3 separate regions of the Mus musculus genome follow, and regions 1 and 2 are each linked to region 3. Evidence: chromatin loops called from intact Hi-C (ENCODE). Cell type or tissue: heart. All regions are shown on one strand. Links, peaks and the distances in the headings refer to the core of each region. The heading gives the core; the rest is flanking DNA.

Region 1 (6,173 bases), core at 684-5,683, 53 kb before region 3:
TGACAAGCTAGTCAGATGTAAGCATGGGCTACTGGTAGTCTCTGCCATGACAGCAAAGTCCATCTGGCAGAAAGAAATGGAAGGTTAACACCCAGATAAAAGACAAGTCAAGATAAGGAACGTAAACAGAGAACAGTGTCCCTGGATCCGGCCATTCCTGAAACCGGACAGTCCTGGGATGAAAGCTAATAGCGCTGCTCTCTCTCTTTCTCCTTCTCTCCTCCCCACACCTCCTTGTGGGTTCAAGCACTGGTTTGAATCAGTTTCTGTCACTGGCGACAGAGGACACTGTGACTGATGCACGTCTTCCTACTTGGTTCTCCATCTCCCCCCCCCCCCCATGTGCTCATCTTCCTGTCCTTCTACTTTGAACCCCCTCAGCTCCTACTTCTCTCTCATGTCCGCTTGGAGAATGGTGGCACCCTCCAGGGACACAGCAGGCAGAGTTAGGGAGACTGTTTTTCACATGTCCTCACTCCCATAGCTCCTGCTTTGGATCAGGATCTGCACCTTGGGTGGTAGGTGAGTTTAAGAGACCAGGCATCCTTTGCCAGGAGCTTCCTTCCTGTCCAGGTCTCCAGAGCAGCCTCAGCATCCTCTTCCACCCACACCCTCAGGCAGTTGGGGCAGAGGCCAAGCAGGCAGGTGAAGGAATCTTGCTCCCCAGAGGCTTCCAGGGGGAGGTAGGGAAAGGTGAGTAAGCTGGGACAATTGACCTGGTGTCTTGGTAGTCTGCTGTGGCTCTTTTGCAGCTGTGTTCTCCCTAGAGGGGTTTCACCCCCGCCTCAGGAAGAGGAAGCCGCCTCCAGGTGTCATAGAGGGCCAGAGGGTCCCATGGGAGCCACTGGTGTGGGTGAGTCAGTTGGGGGGTGGGGGTGGGGTTGTGCTGTGTCTTTGAAGGGAATCATGCACAAGGGAGTGGTTCTACTAAGAGCTATGGCCAACGGGGAGGCAGGGGATAGGGCAGGAGTTTTCCTCAGGGTCCACAAGGCTGGTCCTGTGTGCAGCTCAGTGTAGGCACAGTGGCCCAGTTTGGAAGTGGGGTGTGTGTGTAAAGCACCTGGATGACCCCACGCTCAGCCTGGCCTCAGAGATGTCCTGGCCTCTGCCTCCCAAGCACAGGCATTTGCGTGCCCAAGCCACTGTGACTCTAAAGTCCTGGTCCCTATGACTCTATGGTCTTCACAGGCTAAATGGGGACCTTTGCTAAAAAACTGGGGGAGCAGGAGGGAAGACTTGCTCTGCTTGGTCAATGGCATGATTTCACTTTTTAAAATCTGTTAGTGGGGTACAGAGATGGCTCAGCGAGCAGGAGTGGGCACTACAGCAGCATCAGGATCTGAATAAAAATCCAGGTCTGACTGTGTTGTGGAGCAGAAACGGAGATGGCTGAGGCTTGCTGGATACCAGTCTCTCTATACATTTAGTGATAGACCCTGACTCAGGGGAATGAGACATAAAGATCACACAAGACACTTGATGGCCTCCTCTGACTGCTGTGAACGCACACACATGCACAGACACAGATGCACCCATCCACACACATGCACAGACGCACATAGACACATACATACACAGACCCCACAGACACAGAAATACACACAGACACAGACAGATGCACAGGCACAGATCTAGACACACAGAGACATACAGATACACAAATATAGACACACACACACACACACACACACACACACACACACACACACACACGGTTGTTGAGAGATGGCTCAGCAGTTAAAAACACTGGGTGCTTGGGTACCCAGCACCTATATGGTGACTCACAACTACCTGTAACTCCTTTTTCAGGTGGATATAACATCCTTTGGCCCCTGAGTTCTGTGAACACATATGGTGCACGTACATGCATGCCTATATGTATACATGCAAATTCTCATGCACATGATAATTAAAATAAATATTTTAAAACTATGTGTCTGTGAGAGAGAGATAGAGTATATTTATGTTCATGTACATGTGTACATGTGTGAAGGCCAGAAGAAGAGGGCACAAGTGTCCTTCTCTATCACCTCCCCTTGTCCTCTTGAACTAAGCCAGGACCTAGATTGACAGCCAGAAAACTCACTCCTTCTGTTTCCACACCCTCCATGGCTGGGGTTGTCACTGTTCACATAGCCATGTTCAGCTTTTTCTGTGGCTGCTGGCATCTGTGTTTAATTCCCATGCTTCCACAGTGAATCCTCTTACCCATGCAGTCATCTCTCCATAAGCCCTGTCACTAACGCTCTAAGAGCTATCTGGGACACAGTAGGGTAGGTTGCCATGAATCTATCCTCCTTCCTATCCTAACTTCCTTCCTTCTTTTCTTCCTTGATTCTCCTCCTTCAATCCCCCCCTCTTCTCCCTCCCTCCCCCTTTCTCCCTTCCTCCTCCCATTTTTGGGCATGATGTCATCTTCAGGTTAAGCTTAGGAACTCTGATGAATCCATGGGCGGACAACCTTAACTAGTACTTTTTTCCTTCCATCCTATTATTTCTTTAAACTATACTATCAGAAGTGGTAGTTAAAGAACTTAAAGAAGAGGGATACTTTTTTTGGTGTTTTTTAAAAGGTAGTTGGCAAATTTCCTTCCACAAATCCTGAGAGTTGATTTGAAGACCCCCAGAATAAATATTTCGTGCTGCTTTAAGATAGAGCAGGGCTTCAGAACACGCCAGGATGTCTCTTCAGCTTTTGGAAGGCTCCAGTGTCTGTGTTTCTGGAAGGTTCTAATCAGCAGCTCTATTTTTGTGGGTGGCTGGCGCGGCAGAGAGGCTCTGTGGCTGGGTGGCTGATAAGGTTATCTGGGGACTGTTTCTGGCAGTTCAAGTGCCTGTTGTACAACTTGGGGCTGGGGAAGTCGGAGGGCTGGGCAGGGCGGGGACTTCGTCGTCTTAGAGCTTGCCTTTCTGTGAGAGAGGAATAAAACCAAAGGTTCCACTACCCAGAGGCCCCTCATCTCCACCATCCCAAGGCTCCCCGCTGTAGACTGTTGGGTATAGATAGGTAGGAATGGTTGTAGCATCCTATGACATAGCCCAAAGGGTGTACCTCCGTGCAGCCCAGCTGGACCCACCAGGAGCCAGTGGGGTCAGGAGAGTTGGGTCCAGCCTAGACAAGAGACTGGCAGTGGAGTTAGATCACAACCTATAGACGGACAGGGCAGGCACCCCACCCACCATTCAACCACTGTGCACTCCGAACAGACAGGGCTCAGGGGAGGAAGCCTGCTAGCCCTTGGGCCCACACATGGCTTCAGGCAGAGGCAGCCAACGCTGTGGAGGCTGGCCTGGAATCCACCCAGAGGAAGCCCCACCTGGGACTTGACCAGGGGTAGTTTTGCTTCCTCTGGGGTGGGAGGGTGTGTGGGGACCAGAGCTGAGAAAAGCCTGTGCCTGAACCTTCAGAAAAGAGAGTCTAAACAGAAGCCACTTCCAGGAAGGGGTAGAGCTGGGGTGTCAGAGATCAGGTTTGGGGCTTCTCAAGTGGGCAGGTTCAAGCTGCTTTCCCAGGCTGGTCCCCTAAACCGCATATCTTCACACCAGCAACAGTGACAAAATAACATCGCAGCGCCCATCCTTAGACTGTACTGCTTAACTCTGAGCTGTGGGGAAGAGGCTACTCCCTTCATGCTTAAAAAAAAATAGAGGAGGAAACCAAAGTACACATCCATAGAGGCTGAAAAATGACCTCAGGTCACACAATCAATGAGAACTGAGAGTCAAGCTATGATGAGCTAGCTCCAGCACCCAAGGGTCACATGACCACATCCCAGAGCCTCTCAGCATTGTGGAGTGATGGCTGCATGCTGGTGCCACCTTAAGAAATTCATGGGTGCCAAAGAAGCTGGAGGTAGAGTGGGGGCTCCAAAGCCAATAGATGTGGATCACACTGAAGCTAGCTCTGGCCAATGGCTCTAGCTCTGTAAGCCTTGGGTGCGGTGTCTGTGACACGGAAGCATAAGCCCTGAAGACGCTGAGGACTTCCAAGCTCCATCCCATTCAAGGACAACAGCGGCTATGACCTCTCTGGCCATCTGGGGTGCAGAGGGGATGTGAGCTTCCCTCCCTAGTCCTCACCTCTCCCTCATGCCCTTTAGTTCTGTAAGTGTTATCCTGAATGTAGAGCCAGCATCCTCCCAGAGCTGTGGTTCTGTGCCTCCTGCCCACTCTCCCAGCCCTCAGCTGCCCACTGGGCTTCTCCGGTTGAGCTGTCTGAGGCTCTGTTCTCAGTTCTGTCATGTTGTCAGAAGGCCCTGGGGTTCCAGACTGAGTTCAGCAGTCCCCACTCACCCCCTGCGAGAGGTCTGAAACCACAGATGGTCAGGAGCCTGTGCACTCAGCACATATATATATATATATATATATATATATATATATATATATATACCTATAATGGAGTTTAATTTCAAAGTTAGGCACAGGTAGAGATGAACAATAATGATTACTAATAAAAAAAATAATAAGTAAAAAAAAGACTGTAATGAACACTATTTGCAAAGAAAAAATTGGAATCTTCTGTTTAATATTCTTTAGCTGAAACTGATCGTGTGTAACATTGATGATGAAGTAGGCGCTATTGTGTTTGGTTTCCCCTGGGGACTCCCTCTGAGTTCCAGAGGGCTGCCTGAGAACACACCATCTTCAGGCCCACATCCCTATTTACGAAAACCCAACCTGCCCGGCCAAATAAGGAGCCTAATATTTACTGACATCATGCAAATTCAAGGCCGACTTAAATTTCGGTTTCATGTTTCGCCCACTTAACAAGATGGGAAGAATTTCCTGTGTGTGGTGTTTTGCTCTGTGACTCTCCACGATGATGGTTTCCCCTATTTCAAATAATGAGTAGAGGACTTTGGGGCCGGCGAGATGGCTCAGTGGGTAAAGCTGCTTGCTCTCAAGCCCGGTGGGCTCCGTTTGATCCTCAGGCCCACCTGGTAGAAGGAGAGAGACGTCTAGTCCTGAGAGCCGCCCTCTAACTTCCACACACGCACTGAAGTATGCATGCACGCATCCACCAGCCTCCCCAAATAAATGATAATTTAAAAATAACAATAAAGGACTTTCCCATCTCCGTGTCCTCTCTGTTCCCATGGGCCATGGGCCTCTCTTTCTCAGTACCTTCTACCTTGATTCTTTGAGAGTCAGGCACCCCTGACTTTCCCAGCCAGGCCCTCCCTCTATGCCCCACCATCTCACACCTCTTTAACTCTCCTCAGCCTGCTGGCTGCCTCAGGCTGGCAGCCATCATTCCTTCATATCACACAGTCAAAAGACAGCCCCTCCATCACCATCATCACATTGCCTCTCCAGGCAGGAAGAAGAGGGAGGGAGAAGGAGGCAGGAGAACAAAGACGGTCTTTTTTCCAGCAAAGTGCTGAGCCTGTATTTAGACGAGAGTCTCTCCTCAGAGCCTTTCACCTGTATTTCACTGGTTGGGCGAGGGCCATGGGGCTTCTAATTGAGAAATGAGAATTGGAGACAGGCACATTTAGCTTCCTTCCCCACAGGGCTTCCGTCAGCCTGAAAGGGAGAAGGCCTGGATGGCTGCAGGCAGTCTGCCACACAGTCCACCCCCTTGTGAGTCAGCACTTGCCAGGCCTGGTCTCCCATGTGCAGAGAAGGCAGTGTCTCTCAAGGCAAGTGGTCAGGCTGATTCTGCTGCCTTGATCAGGCTATGTGGCAGGCCCCACCCACAGAGGTCAGCTGTGTGCTCCAACACCCTAGGTCAGAGGTAAAAAATGAAATGGTAGCCTCCACAAGGGCAGGACGTGAGGACAGGAGGGCAGCATGTGCCTTGCCCGTGGTTGCAGATTGGCCAGCAAGGAACAGCTCCAGAGCTCCCAGGGCCTGCTCAGCTCCTGGAGGGTCCGGGCAGCCATTGCTGGCTACATCGAGTTGATCCTGCCTCTAGGAGTTCTTCTTTGCACACACACCCCCTCCCACACACACACTCCTACCCACTTCCCACTTTCTCTCTGTGCTCCAGATAGAACTCAGTGTGGTCCTATGCCTCTTGTAGGCAAGGGCTCTTGCACTGAGCTACACCCCTAGTTCCACTTGTGTGTTATTTTCTGTAATCACCTATGAGGTGTAGGCCTTCTGGGGGGGGGTGTCACACAGCTTCCTGTTGGTGAATTTGGGATCCTTTGAGAGTGTGATGGTCTAAG
Region 2 (6,173 bases), core at 488-5,487, 52 kb after region 3:
CAGCAGTTTCCCCAGGCTGCCGCTGACCCCGCTAAGCGATGTGCCTACATCACCTTGGTCCCCAGAAAGATCCCACATATTTGAGTGGAAAGCAGGGCACACATAATTGGCCTCCAGCAAATGGCTCAAGCGACTGTTCCCAGCCCATGCCCCTGTCCTCTGCCCTGCTTCGCACTGGGGAGAAGATGGTGTTTGTTTCTCTTTGTTTCCAAGTGAGATCCCCTATATCTGCACTCAACTTCCCAAGGCTGAGGGGCCTTCATCTATAGAGGGACCAGCTTCGCTGAAGGATGGCTTAGTGGGCTACTTGCCTAGCGTGCCTTGGGCCTTGGGTCCTATACTTGCATCCAGAAAACAAAACAAAACAAAACAAAACAAAAAGGCCCTATTATGAAAATTCATAAACTGCACTTTCCTATTAGCATGACAGTATATATTTGCATCTGTCTACTGGATGTTTGGATCTATTTTTCCAAACTTTATTTTTTGTTGCCATTTTTTTTCTTATGAGGTTATCATGACCACACACACACACACACACACACACACACACACAAATTAGAAGCACTCTTGGCATATTAGGGACTTGTGTGCCAATCTGTGCCACAGTGATTTCTATGGGAAGTGATTCTCAGAATGTCTGTTTTAAGCCTTTGTCTGTAATGTCTTTTGCATAATAAAGTTTGCTAGTTTTTTGCAAAGCCAATATTTAGGCCACCTATAATCTCAGCACATGGGAGGCTGAGGCAGGACAATTGACACTGAGACTCCAGAGTGAGTTTCTAGGCTAGCCTAGGCTAAAGTGTGAGACCATATATACAAATAAAATAAAATGAAAAATATTTCCCAGTCAGCTTTTAAAGGTTTTTTTTTTCCAGCCCCAGACTACACCCATGTCTTCTAAAGTGTTATTTATTTATTTTTTAAATGCAAGCCTGCTGTCCACATGGGCATTGCTATCACCTGCATCAGGCAGGGTCACTAGCACTGTGATCCCTCATAGCTGATCACACCAACACTATTTGCTAAAACAAGTCTTCTTTACTAAATTACAATGTCATATGCTTGGCATTGTAATTACTTTGCCATATATTAAATTTGTACATAGTTATCTCTCAGGAACTCTGAGGAGCTGGTTCCAGAATGCCCCCTCTACAACAGCCACCAAAATCCATGCAAGAACCCACACACATCCTGCTTAGCCTTCAAATCGTTTCTAGATACCTTGTGTTGTCTGAGCCTGTGGATGTTGCGGGAACAGCTATTATACTGTGCTGTTTAGGGACTAGAGAAAAGTGTGCAGGTTTGGTACGAATGTGACTTTCCTGTCAGCAGTTGTTTGATCTCACAGATGTTGATTTCACAGATACTGTAGGGTAGACTGCATTTACTCATATCTATTTTTGAATTTTCTTCCACCAGTATTTCTTGTTCATATTAAACCTACATACATGACTGATCAAGAAGTTCACTGTGTGTATACATATATAGACATGCATGTAAACACGTGTATGCATGTGCACACACAGACACACACACACACTGCAGCCCACAGAGTGCAGCATGGGTATGGCCTATGGCGTTCACTTCTTGCAAACTCATCTTGGCCTCTGTGGCATTTCTCAGCCTCACCTCTCAGAACCTGTTCTGCTCACATTCACTCCTTCAAGGCAGAGAAGGGAGCTAGTCTGTTTAAAATGGCCTACACATTCGCCCTTGTTTTATGCTCTTGTCCCGATGGACATTCTGAAGGTGTAGTTGGCTTTAGAGTCTCAGATTTGATCAAAAGTTGATCTGACAGAGGTAGAGGCTAGAATAGTGGTTAGTGGAACCCAGGGAGATGCAGGGGTAATGGGGGCAGAGGGGGTGGATGGTGGGTGCTGGGGTGCCCCCTGGATAGCCTGGAAGAAAACCTCTCGTGTTCTATAGCTCAGCAGGATGACTGCACCCGAGAACTAATTGTACATTTCTTAGCAGAGGGGACTTTCTATGTTGTTAACACAAACAACTATCAGTCTGAGGTGATGCAAATGCCAATTGTCTCTGATCTGCGTTTTGCACTTGGTTTTCTCATATGCAACATAGATGACATTTCCTACTTTACGTGTGGACTGAGACTCCTGTGTCTACAGTTTAGGCAGTTAGCTATTAGCATTGCTGGGCTCCAGATGGGGAGTTAGGGCCATAGGCACGCACACACACAGACACACACACACACACACACACACACACACACACACACACAGACACACACACACACACAGACACACACACACAGACACAGACACAGACACACACAGACACACAGACACACACACACACACACACACACAGACACACACAGACACACACACACACACACACACACACACACACACACACGGTTAACAGTCACCATTTACACTGACAGACCTTTCAGCTGACCATGAACATCTCTGACATTTCAACCGGGAAAGGAAAGGCAAAGCTCAACATAACGACTTGGATACAAGACAGGAGGATCTCATGGTCTCCCCAGCCCAGCACACACCTGTCTCAGTTCCAGAACGCTGGCGCCCTCTGGTGGTGAACAGGGAGATCCTCTTTGTTTTAAGCCCATCTTCATTTCTGTGGAGGGGAAAGAGAACACTCAGAAATTTGAGGCCAAGCATGACAAAGACTTGGAGTATACTAGCTCTGACTACATCACATAGAACCACAGAGAAGGCAGTAAATTCTATCAGCATGTGCTTGGGCCTTCCTGCAGTTTGTATGAGGGAACTCGGGGGCCTTCTGGAAGAAGCCATTAGGAAGGATAATCTAGTGGTCACAGTCATTATCACATTCTCAGGCTTTCTAGCTTCAAGCAGGTGCTTTGGGTATGTGTTCTATTTAGCGATTACAGAGTAACCATCAGCCAGTGACCCCAAGGGGCAGGGCTCTCCAGGGCTCATTTTCAACCCATTCATCTATCATTGGATGGATACATTTTATTCCACCTATGAACACATTAGTAGCTGGTAAAGAATTTATAGACTTCTAGTCTAGGCTGAAGTGAGAGACAGGATGTTCAGGAGTCTGCAACAATTACAGCTGGAAGGTCCCGCTCGAGGGCTGTATGATGTCGCCTGGAATCCTTCTCTCAGGATTTTGGAGCTGGGAATACGTATTGGAATACTCTGTGGTGTACCTATTCCCTCTTCCTGGAGGGAAAAGAGAAACTCCTACGTCTCAGGAAGCTTGGGAAAATTCTATCATTCACAAACCCTCAATCCCTGCAGGCTATACAAGGAACCCCCGTTGCTGGGTAAGAGTTGACTATGGGTGGAGCTAAGGTAGGCAGGATGCAGCTTTTGTGGGTTGGCACCTATGCTTGGGGTGCCTCTGACTCACCCTGAGTCCCGAAAGTAACCCCAACACAGTCGTCACTTCTTCAAGCCAGACTTGGTGGGACTGTATCTGTGCTCTGTCATCAAGTGTCCCATACAGGGAAACATGTTTGGTCTTTTCTCCCCAGGAGAATAGTAGTCACACAGTAGTACCCTTAATCCAAAAGTTTAGAATCCAGATGCCTCCCAAAGACTAACCCTGTGAGTGCTGGTGTGGTGTTCAAAGGAGAACATTCCAGACCTGACCTCAGAGCCATGTCACAGTTAAAACTCAGGCATGCTAAAAATGCTGTTGGGGGCCTGTGACACACACACACTAGTCTGTATTTAGCTTTGGGTCCCATCTCGGGATGTCCGGGATACATCCAAATACTTCAAAAATCCCAGAGACATCTAAAATTTGAAAACCTTCTGATTCCAAGCATTTCTGAATAAGGTCATTCATGAATTAGGGTCTTTAAGAAAGTGGTTATGTTGGCATGAGCTCTTTAGAATGCTCCCTACTCTAATATAGATGGTGTCCAAACAACAACAACAACAACAACAACAACAACAACAACAACAACAACCGTAAAGAGAAAGATCATGGAGATATATGTGGATGGCCACTTTCTTGTTTGTTTTTTAGGACAGGATTCCTCTGTGTAGCCCTGGCTGTCCTAGAACTCCATCTGTAGACCAGGCTGGCCTTGAACTCAGAGATCCACCTGATCTGCCTCCTGAGTGCTAGAATTAAAGGCAAGCCCCATAACAGCCTTGATCTTTAACAAGTCAAGGAGGGAGGTCTCAGGAGGCACCCTGGTCTCAGATCTGCAGCCTTCATATTGCTGAGCAACTGTTTTATAGGAGTATTTCATCCACCCTAAGTGGGATACAGCAGCTTGGCTCTGGTGCTGTCCAACACATATCATCTGTGGTTCTATATACACCAGAGGTAAAGAGGCCCACTGCTTACTTGCCGAGCTGGTTTCTGGAGAGGTCCAGGGTCTTGAGTTGGGTGCAGGTCCACTTCTCTTGAGGTGGCAGCGACAACAGCTGGTTTCCCTGTAACCTCAAGAACATGAGGGCCTGAAAGAGGGAGGAGAGAGGGGGAAAGATGATGTTACACATGGAAAGGGAAAAGTTGTCATGACGGTTGGCAGGCTCCCTGTCAATGTACAGCCAAACAATCCCAGCCTACTTCTACTTAGGAAACTCCCCAGATCCTCTCAAGCAGAGATGAACAATGCATTTAGACTTTTCCTCAAGGTCAATGAGAACTGTAGACTAGAGGGACTATAAAGGCCTGAGACCAAAGATTCTTTTTTTTTTCTTGTATATTTTCTTCATTTACATTTCAAATGCTATCCCAAAAGTTTCCTAAACATCCCCCACCCACGCACTGCTCCCCTACCCACTCACTCCCACTTCTTGGCCCTGGCTTTCCCCTGTACTAGGGCATATAAGGTTTGCTAGACCAAGGGTCCTCTCTTCCCAATGATGGCCGACTAGGCCATCTTCTGCTACATATGCAGCTAGAGACACGTGCTCTGGGGGTACTGGTTAGTTCATATTGTTGTTTCACCCATAGGATTGCAGGCCCCTTCAGCTCTTGGGTACTTTCTCTAGCTCCTCCATTGGGGGCCCTGTGTTCCATCCAATAGATGACTGTGAGTATCCACTTCTGTATTTGCCAGGTACTGGCAAAGCCTCACAGGAGACAGCTATATCAGGGTCTGAGACCAAAGATTCTTAAGAGTCGTGGTTAGTGGTGTCTGCCTGGAGTACACAGAGCACCACTGGGTACTTCCTCCTTGGGCGGTGCCCAGAGAGACAAGACAATGGGTGACCTGATCTGCCTTAGCCACATGTCCTCAGAAGCCGAGGATGGGCTCCCTGGGGTCCGCACATAGGGAACTCATCCCTGTGTGCCTTGCCGTATTCAGGCCCACTGAGTGACCTCAGTTGTACAGTTTGGACCCCTTGGGATCTCCACACACACAATTCATCCACACGCTTTGCTGTATGCAGGCCTACGGGGTGGGGGTGGGGCTATTCCCTTGGAAGATGTCTTTCCTTAATGAGAGCAGCAGAGACACACCTTCACTTTTCTTGGTGACATGAACACAGATCCACCTACAATCTATGTGGCCCAAGAGACCCACCACATAGCTGTACCGCATTAAGCCCCCTGTGTGTTTCGGTTTCCCTTGTTGATGCCATGAGTCACCATGGCCAGAATGGTTGCCACCCTCTGCATTTCTATAAAAGCTTCCCCGAGTGATTAGCCCAGGGCCTGGGCTGGGATGTGAAGACCTCTGCTCAGTTCCCAATATGAAGAAAGAGACCAGGGGAAAACAGGAATTTTACAGAACATAGTGTTGAGATTCAACGCGTCTCCATCCCTCTTTGCTGGCTAAGCTATACTGCGAGGCGCTGGTGTGAGGGATAGCCTCAGAATAGGGAAGTGGTAAAATGGTAAGAAGGCGTGGCCAGTTAGCCACTGTGGGCACCAGTGACAAGGGTTCTCATTCAACAGCGCTTTAATTTCACCTAGCCATGAATACAAGTGGGTTTCTTCCTTCGTCCCATGCTTGCTTAGGGGAGCCTATGACTTGATAGCCCTTCTTTTCTGCGATACGCATGTTGAAGGGATGCTTGCTGTCTTTTGGCCTTCTGGATGATCTGAGCAGCTTGTCTGCGATTGCTAGGGGCTGCACCTGGGTGTTTAAACATGGTCTCATTTCCCAGGCAATGTGGTCTGTGAGTCACCACCAGGCCCTACAGGGAGTGCCCTAATGCTTTTGGTGAACAGTTAGCAATCCC
Region 3 (6,173 bases), core at 787-5,786:
TTTATGCATATGAGTACACTGTTGCTGTCTTCAGATACACTAGAAGAGGGCATTGGATTCCATTATAGATGGTTGTGAGCCACCATGTGGTTGCCGGGATTTGAACTCAGGACCTTCAGAAGAGCAGTCACTGTTCTTAACCGCTGAGCCATCTCTCCAGCCCGAGCCCTAATTTGGTGAGCTCCTACTGATCCCTCAAAACCCCGGCTCCCACATCTCCGAGCCGAAGAAAACCGGGTTAGAGACAGACTTTAGTAAGGACAGTCTGTAGACTGTTGCTCAGGCAATGGGGATGATCTTCAGAATCCAGAATTTCTTTCCTTAAATGTTTTTTTTTCGTGCATTTTTCAGAATTTAGGGGCAGGAGCAGGAGGCCTTAGCTCATGCCTGCCAGTTGCCCTGTGTGATTGAACTCACTGCTTATCCGTTGATCTGTTCTGCACGGCTGCCCATGCTCTCTCATACTTTTGCCACGCCTGCCTGGCACTGCATTCATGTACCCCTGGCACAGCTGGCCTGGTGCAGGTCAAAGGTGAGCTGCATTCTGGTCTCTCCTGCGAGCTAGGAGTGTGTGTGTGTGTGTGGGGGGGTTTCCATGTTCATCCACCAGCAGCACAGACCAAACCCAGACACAGACAGGACAGACAGACTCGCTGTTAGTGATATAGGAGTCCCATGCCAGTGTCTCGCAGTTTGTGAGAGTTTTTCTCCAAGTGGATCCATGAACCCTTTCTGCCAGGATCGGCCTTTTCACGTGGTGTTCAGGCAACACCACGTCCTGGAGCAGCATTTTAAAAATCTGATCTGACCCAACGTTTTATAAAAAAAAAAAAAATAAAACAAAACAAAACAAAACAAACACCCACCCACCCCCGCTGAGAATAACAGCTTTTTCCCAGGCTGGTCAGCGCTGTGGTCAGGTTGCCCCTGGCAACGACACATTTCGGGCTGGCGGCTTCTCTGGGCCTTTGTTTCCCATGTGCACAGTGTGGATAGGGGTAGGTGAAGGTTGTTTCCGGCCCCACTTTCTGAGAGGACAAACCCACACCTCAGGGGCCTCTCCTGCCCCTTTGTCCCCTGGCTGGCATCTCAGCAGCTAGAATAAAAGCGCCTGTGTTGCGGCTTCCCAGGGGCTCTTGCCTGAAAACAGATAGTCTAGTGACCAATGAGAGAAGTGGCTGACCACCATGGCCTTGGCCACTGCTGGCCATTTGGACCCCGGAGCTGGGAGCCTTGCCCAGATTGCATAGCATCCTGCCAGCCCCACCCCCACAGCCAGAGAGATTGCCTGACATCCTTTCCTTTTTCCTGGAAACTTCCATTTGTCTACTCCCAAAGTATCAAAGTGGCCGATGGAGAAGAGAGTCCCAGCAACAGCCTGGGCCGGAACCAAGTGGCAAAGCCAAGGTGAATTTCACTCCAAGTTCACCAGCTCATAGCTCAGTAGTCTGCACTTGGCTCTCCTGGGGCTTGGTGGTTGCCGTAGTAACCTGTGACTCAAGATTCCCATTCATCCATTGGGTCCAGATGCATTGAACACAGCCTGGCAAATCCAGCCTCCAGCTCAGCTGGCAAACTTGCCAGTGCCCCTCTGAGAGGACAGAGTAGTAGCTTTGTGAGGCAGGGCCTGCTGCTCATGGTTTCCTGTGCCTGAACTGTGCTGGCTCCGGGATACACTTGTCCCCAAGACACAGTACTCAAGACTCTAGGCCTAGGTCCTTACCTGCTAAATAGGCATGACCATCATAACCCTTGGCTTCTCAGTTCTCTAGAACATCTATGAAAGTAGAAAGTTGATTGGCCTTCTGAACGCCTCTGTTGTCTGTATCCCAGAACTTAGTGTGTGACAACTCTTTCTGTACTGTGTTTCTGTGGGCCTGGGACTTGGACAGAGTAGGAGTGACTAACCCCTGCCATGTAACATGTGAAGTCTCAGCCCATAACCTGGCTGTGGCTGAGAAGTCCTGAGTAGAATGTTCTGAAGATGTCTCCATCTGTGTTTATCCTACCTCCTGGTGCTGGCTCTTATCTGGGACCAGATGCCTCCATGCCCCTCTCTGTGGTGGGTGGTCCCTCTCACCTCATGTGGCCTCTCTGTGGTGAGTGTTTCCTCTCAGGGTGGTGGCCTCAGCCTAGCCAGACTACCTGTTTGGGGTCTTAGAGCTTCAGAGGGGAGTACCTGCCCCACTGCCTTTTCTGACTGAATTTTAGAGTCATACCCCTTCATTTATACCATATTCTGTGGGTTATGGGAAAGTTACAAGCCCAAAGTGGGAATATACAGAGATCTGTCTCTAGACAGAGGCATGGTGGGGTAGGGGAATCTGTGGGAGTCAGCATTGCTCTTTGGGCTCCCTTCTCAGTTGGCCTCAGACATGGACAGACAGGCCTGGCCTAGCCTTTCTTTGGCCTTCTTCTCACCTTAGAGGCTGCTGGGGAGGCTCTCTACACGCCCCTGGAGCACAGGGTGGGCTCTTCCACTTCTCTTGCACCATTGCTGGGTAAGCTCGGGGTAAATTGGAGCTCTAAGGACCATGGAGCTGAATGGAGTATTTTAGCCTGGCCAGCCTGCGTCTCTCTATGACTTTGGGACTTTTGTCTTGGATCTCAGTGTGTGGTTCTGGGATGAGGTAATCCAGGCAGAGCCCCCTCCTGGAGTCAGGCTATATGGGGTCTGCAGAGAATCCAGGAGCCTCCCTTTTGTATGTGTGACTTAGGGGCTTAGGGACAGAGCTGCTTACTATTCCATCCCTGCTTGCTGAGGGCCTGGTTCTCAGTGGCAGGGTAATTTCCACGTGGCTGCCATGAGAGTGACATACAGACACACCTGCTGCTTTCCATGTGGGCTGAGATGTCCTAAGGAGCTTTGATGAAGAAAGCAAAGCAAGGAGGTGAGCTATGGGGATTGGTGCTCCTGCACTTCTAGGAGCGAGTTCTGGAGTTCTGTCTGGAAACTCACACATACACTCTCTCTCTCTCTCTCTCTCTCTCTCTCTCTCTCTCTCTCTCTGTGAGTGTGTATGTGAGTGTGTGTGTGTGTGTGAGAGAGAGAGAGAGAGACAGAGACAGAGACAGAGACAGGCAGGTACACACACATACAGAGAGACAGGCAAAGTCAGAGACAGACAGACACAAAACACACACAGGCAGACAGATAGGCAGACAGACAGACATATACCACACACACAGAGAGCACGAGAGACAGACACACAGACAGACAGAGACAGACAGACACACGTGGAGAGAGAGAGAGAGAGAGAGAGAGAGAAAGGCACCGCCAGACATACATAGAGACAGACAGGTACACACACACACATATACAGAGAGACAGAGACAGACACACACAGAGAGACAGACAGATAGGTAGACAGACAGACACAGACAGAAAGACAGACATATACTCCCCCCCACACACACACATACACAGAGGAGGTGGGAAGGAGATAGACTATAGGGACAGAGTGGGGAGGAGAGAGGGAGACAGACTGCAGAAGCCTGTGATATGAAAAAGCCAAGACACATTTAACATTTTCCTTATTGCACATGGAATGCAAAACACCAAGTAGAAAGTTCCATGTCGTCTCCCCCATAATCTGGCCCCCAGGCACGCAGGGCTTTTCTGGTTCCTTGTTTGCCTGATCACCTACTCCGCACATAGTCACAAGGTTTCCTTCTTCCCCAGAAGAGTTCACACGTGGTAAAGTCAACTCATGAAGTCCACAGACCCTTCTTAGAGGAGCCACAAATCCAGAGTTAAACATTTCTTAGCTGGCTCTATCCTGTTTAGATAGGTTGCACAGCTGAGACAGGCTGGGCTGTTGCATACGGGCGCCCCCTGGATTCTGGAGAGGAAACTGCTCCAGAGAACTGACCAAGGGAAGAGCAGGGCTGATGTTGGGAGGACCAGGCTGAGGAGGCTGGCACCTACGGCCTTCCTCCCTACTAGGCCCCAGGGAAGCACATCTTGTTTATTGGCCAAGTCCACCTGCTGGCCATCATGGTCACCGTGTTGGTCACTGCTGGGGGGAGGCTGTACTATTTCCCTGAGCTCCTATCACAGTCGGCTAAGAGCTCAGGAGAGCTTTCACGACGGGGTCCAGTTGGAAGCGTGGCATGTTTACTTGGCCATAAGGAAGCCCTGACCTCCATTGAGGCCTCATCGTTCTGTGTCTCTGGCATTTGGGAACTCTTCCTCCTAGTTCCAGGCTGTAGCTTCAGTGTGTCCCCTTCCTGAGGCCTGGGGAGTAAGGGAAGCCTTGGTGCAATCTTGTCCACAGCCCGTGCCTTTTGGAGCAATGGTGTTTCTCTACAGAGCCTCGTTGCCTGGGGTCCCTCTGATAGGAGCAGCCATGTGCAGGAGCTGAGGCAGAAAAACCCACATAGCCTAGTCTCTGGATCAAAGTTTCTTCCCTCCATTGTGACGGGGCAAAGCAGCACAGAGGCTCCGCCATCTTGTCTTCTGGCTGAGGCTGATTCCAGGTCTAATTAGAATCCTATCTCCTTGATGGAGCGTCCCTTGGAAAACTACCCAACTGTAGTCTAGAAACTGAAGGTCAGGGTATGCTAGCTAACTTAGCCTTTGTTAAGGCTGCTTGTTTGGCTGGGCGTGTTGGTGCATGCTTTTAATCCCAGAGGCAGAGGCAGGCAGATTTCTGAGTTCAAGGCCAGCCTGGTCTACAGAGTGAGTTCCAGGACAGCCAGGACTACACAGAGAAACCCTGTCTCGACCGCCCCCCCCCAAAAAGACTGCTTGTTTGTCGCAGACACTATTGCATATGCCAGCAAGATTTTGCTGAAAAGACCCTGATAGAGCTGTCTCTTGTGAGGCTATGCCAGTGCCTGGCAAATACAGAAGTGGATGCTCACAGTCAGCTATTGGATGGAACACAGGGCCCCCAATGGAGGAGCTAGAGAAAGTACCCAAGGAGTTGAAGGGGTCTGCAACCCTATAGGTGGAACAACATTATGAACTAACCAGTACCCCAGAGCTCTTGACTCTAGCTGCATATGAATCAGAAGATGGCCTAGTTGGCCATCATTGGGAAGAGAGGCCCCTTGGTCTAGCAAACTTTATATGCCCCAGTACAGGGGAACGCCAGGGCCAAGAAGTGGGAGTGAGTGGGTAGGGGAGCAGGGTGGGGGGGGTATAGGGGACTTTCGGGATAGCATTTGAAATGTAAATGAAGAAAATATATAATAAAAATTTAAAAAAAAAAGACTGCTTGTTTGTGAGGAACCTTCTCCAGCTAACCGTTCATCTTACCTGCCTATTTGTGTGGGCCTCCCCCCTCCTCCTGCCACCAGGCTGGCAAACCACCTACTTTAGCTTCTCTCCAAACTCCTTGCTTCAAACTGCTCACAATTCGAAGGCCCTGCTGCTGCTGCTGCTGCAAGTGAGATGCCTGGACAAGGTCTCTGCCTTTAAAAACTTCATGTTTTGTGGTGTGGTCCCAACTGGCCAGAATTAAGACTTTGAATAGGCCATGAACTTTGAGTGTTCATCACTGGTGGGCTACCTGTAACATCATGACTTGTCCCCAGGAATACAGAAGACATCATGCTTGCCTTGTATGTGAGGAATGGTGACAGGGACAGAGGGAAAGAGTGAAGGAGAAAGAGAGGGAAGGAGGGAAGGAGAGGGGGGGGGAAGAGAGAGAGAGAGAGAAAGAGAGAGAGAGAGAAAGAGAGAAAGAGAGAGGAAGAGAGAGAAAATATGCATGTGTGTGCACACGTGTGTGTGTGTGTGTGTGTGTGTGTGTGTGTGTGTACACTCAGGGTCTTCTTACTGTCTGTAAATTCAGTTCCAAGGGATCTGACACCTTCTTCTGGCCTCTGCGGACACCTGGATGGGCTGGCTAGTTTTATGTCAACATGATGCAAGCCAGAATCCTTTGGGAAGAGGGAGCCTTAAGTGAGAAAACTCTCTCACCAGATTGGTCTGTGGGCGTATACATAAAATAAAAACAAATAGCTCTTTAAAACAAACTACTTTTATCACTACAACTCAGATAGAGAGCTCACAGGCCTTTACTGTCTGGCTGCCTTGATCTGAGAGTGCAGTGACCTCAAGAGGAGGAGGCATTTTCTGGTCTCTTCCACTTCACCCCTGCTCTCTCCTCCTGTTTCCCCTGCAGATCTGGGCAGAGGCTGTCCTGTGTGAGAAGGGCTGGCTG

Evidence for each region. Hi-C counts contacts between places; a loop is a spot of excess contacts. Peaks named below come from ENCODE experiments on the same cell type or tissue, not always from the same donor. Only the 100,000 strongest peaks of a DNase experiment are listed, where the experiment ranks them.
Region 1: it touches region 3 in a loop (2.8-fold over the local background); 8 of 42 quality-filtered maps call a loop at or near these places.
Region 2: it touches region 3 in a loop (4-fold over the local background); 9 of 42 quality-filtered maps call a loop at or near these places.

The regions. Positions count from the first base shown.
Region 1 is chr7:66,193,925-66,200,097 of GRCm38, forward strand. No RefSeq gene overlaps it. Among named protein-coding and RNA genes, the nearest start is that of Gm33442, 56 kb to the right of the region's middle. In heart, for the core only: no CTCF peak of the experiment used is centred there; DNase peaks (open chromatin) are centred at 707, 2,777, 3,337 and 5,607; H3K4me3 peaks cover 861 bases; H3K27ac peaks cover 4,783 bases.
Region 2 is chr7:66,298,332-66,304,504 of GRCm38, forward strand. Lrrk1 (leucine-rich repeat kinase 1) reads right to left here. Exons shown (of 34, transcript NM_146191.3): 11 at 4,324-4,436; 12 at 2,531-2,607. Among named protein-coding and RNA genes, the nearest start is that of Gm45989, 20 kb to the left of the region's middle. In heart, for the core only: a CTCF peak has its summit at 2,569 (motif pointing left); a DNase peak (open chromatin) is centred at 2,566.
Region 3 is chr7:66,246,411-66,252,583 of GRCm38, forward strand. No RefSeq gene overlaps it. Among named protein-coding and RNA genes, the nearest start is that of Gm33442, 3.1 kb to the right of the region's middle. In heart, for the core only: a CTCF peak has its summit at 3,842; DNase peaks (open chromatin) are centred at 1,471 and 3,861; H3K27ac peaks cover 3,144 bases.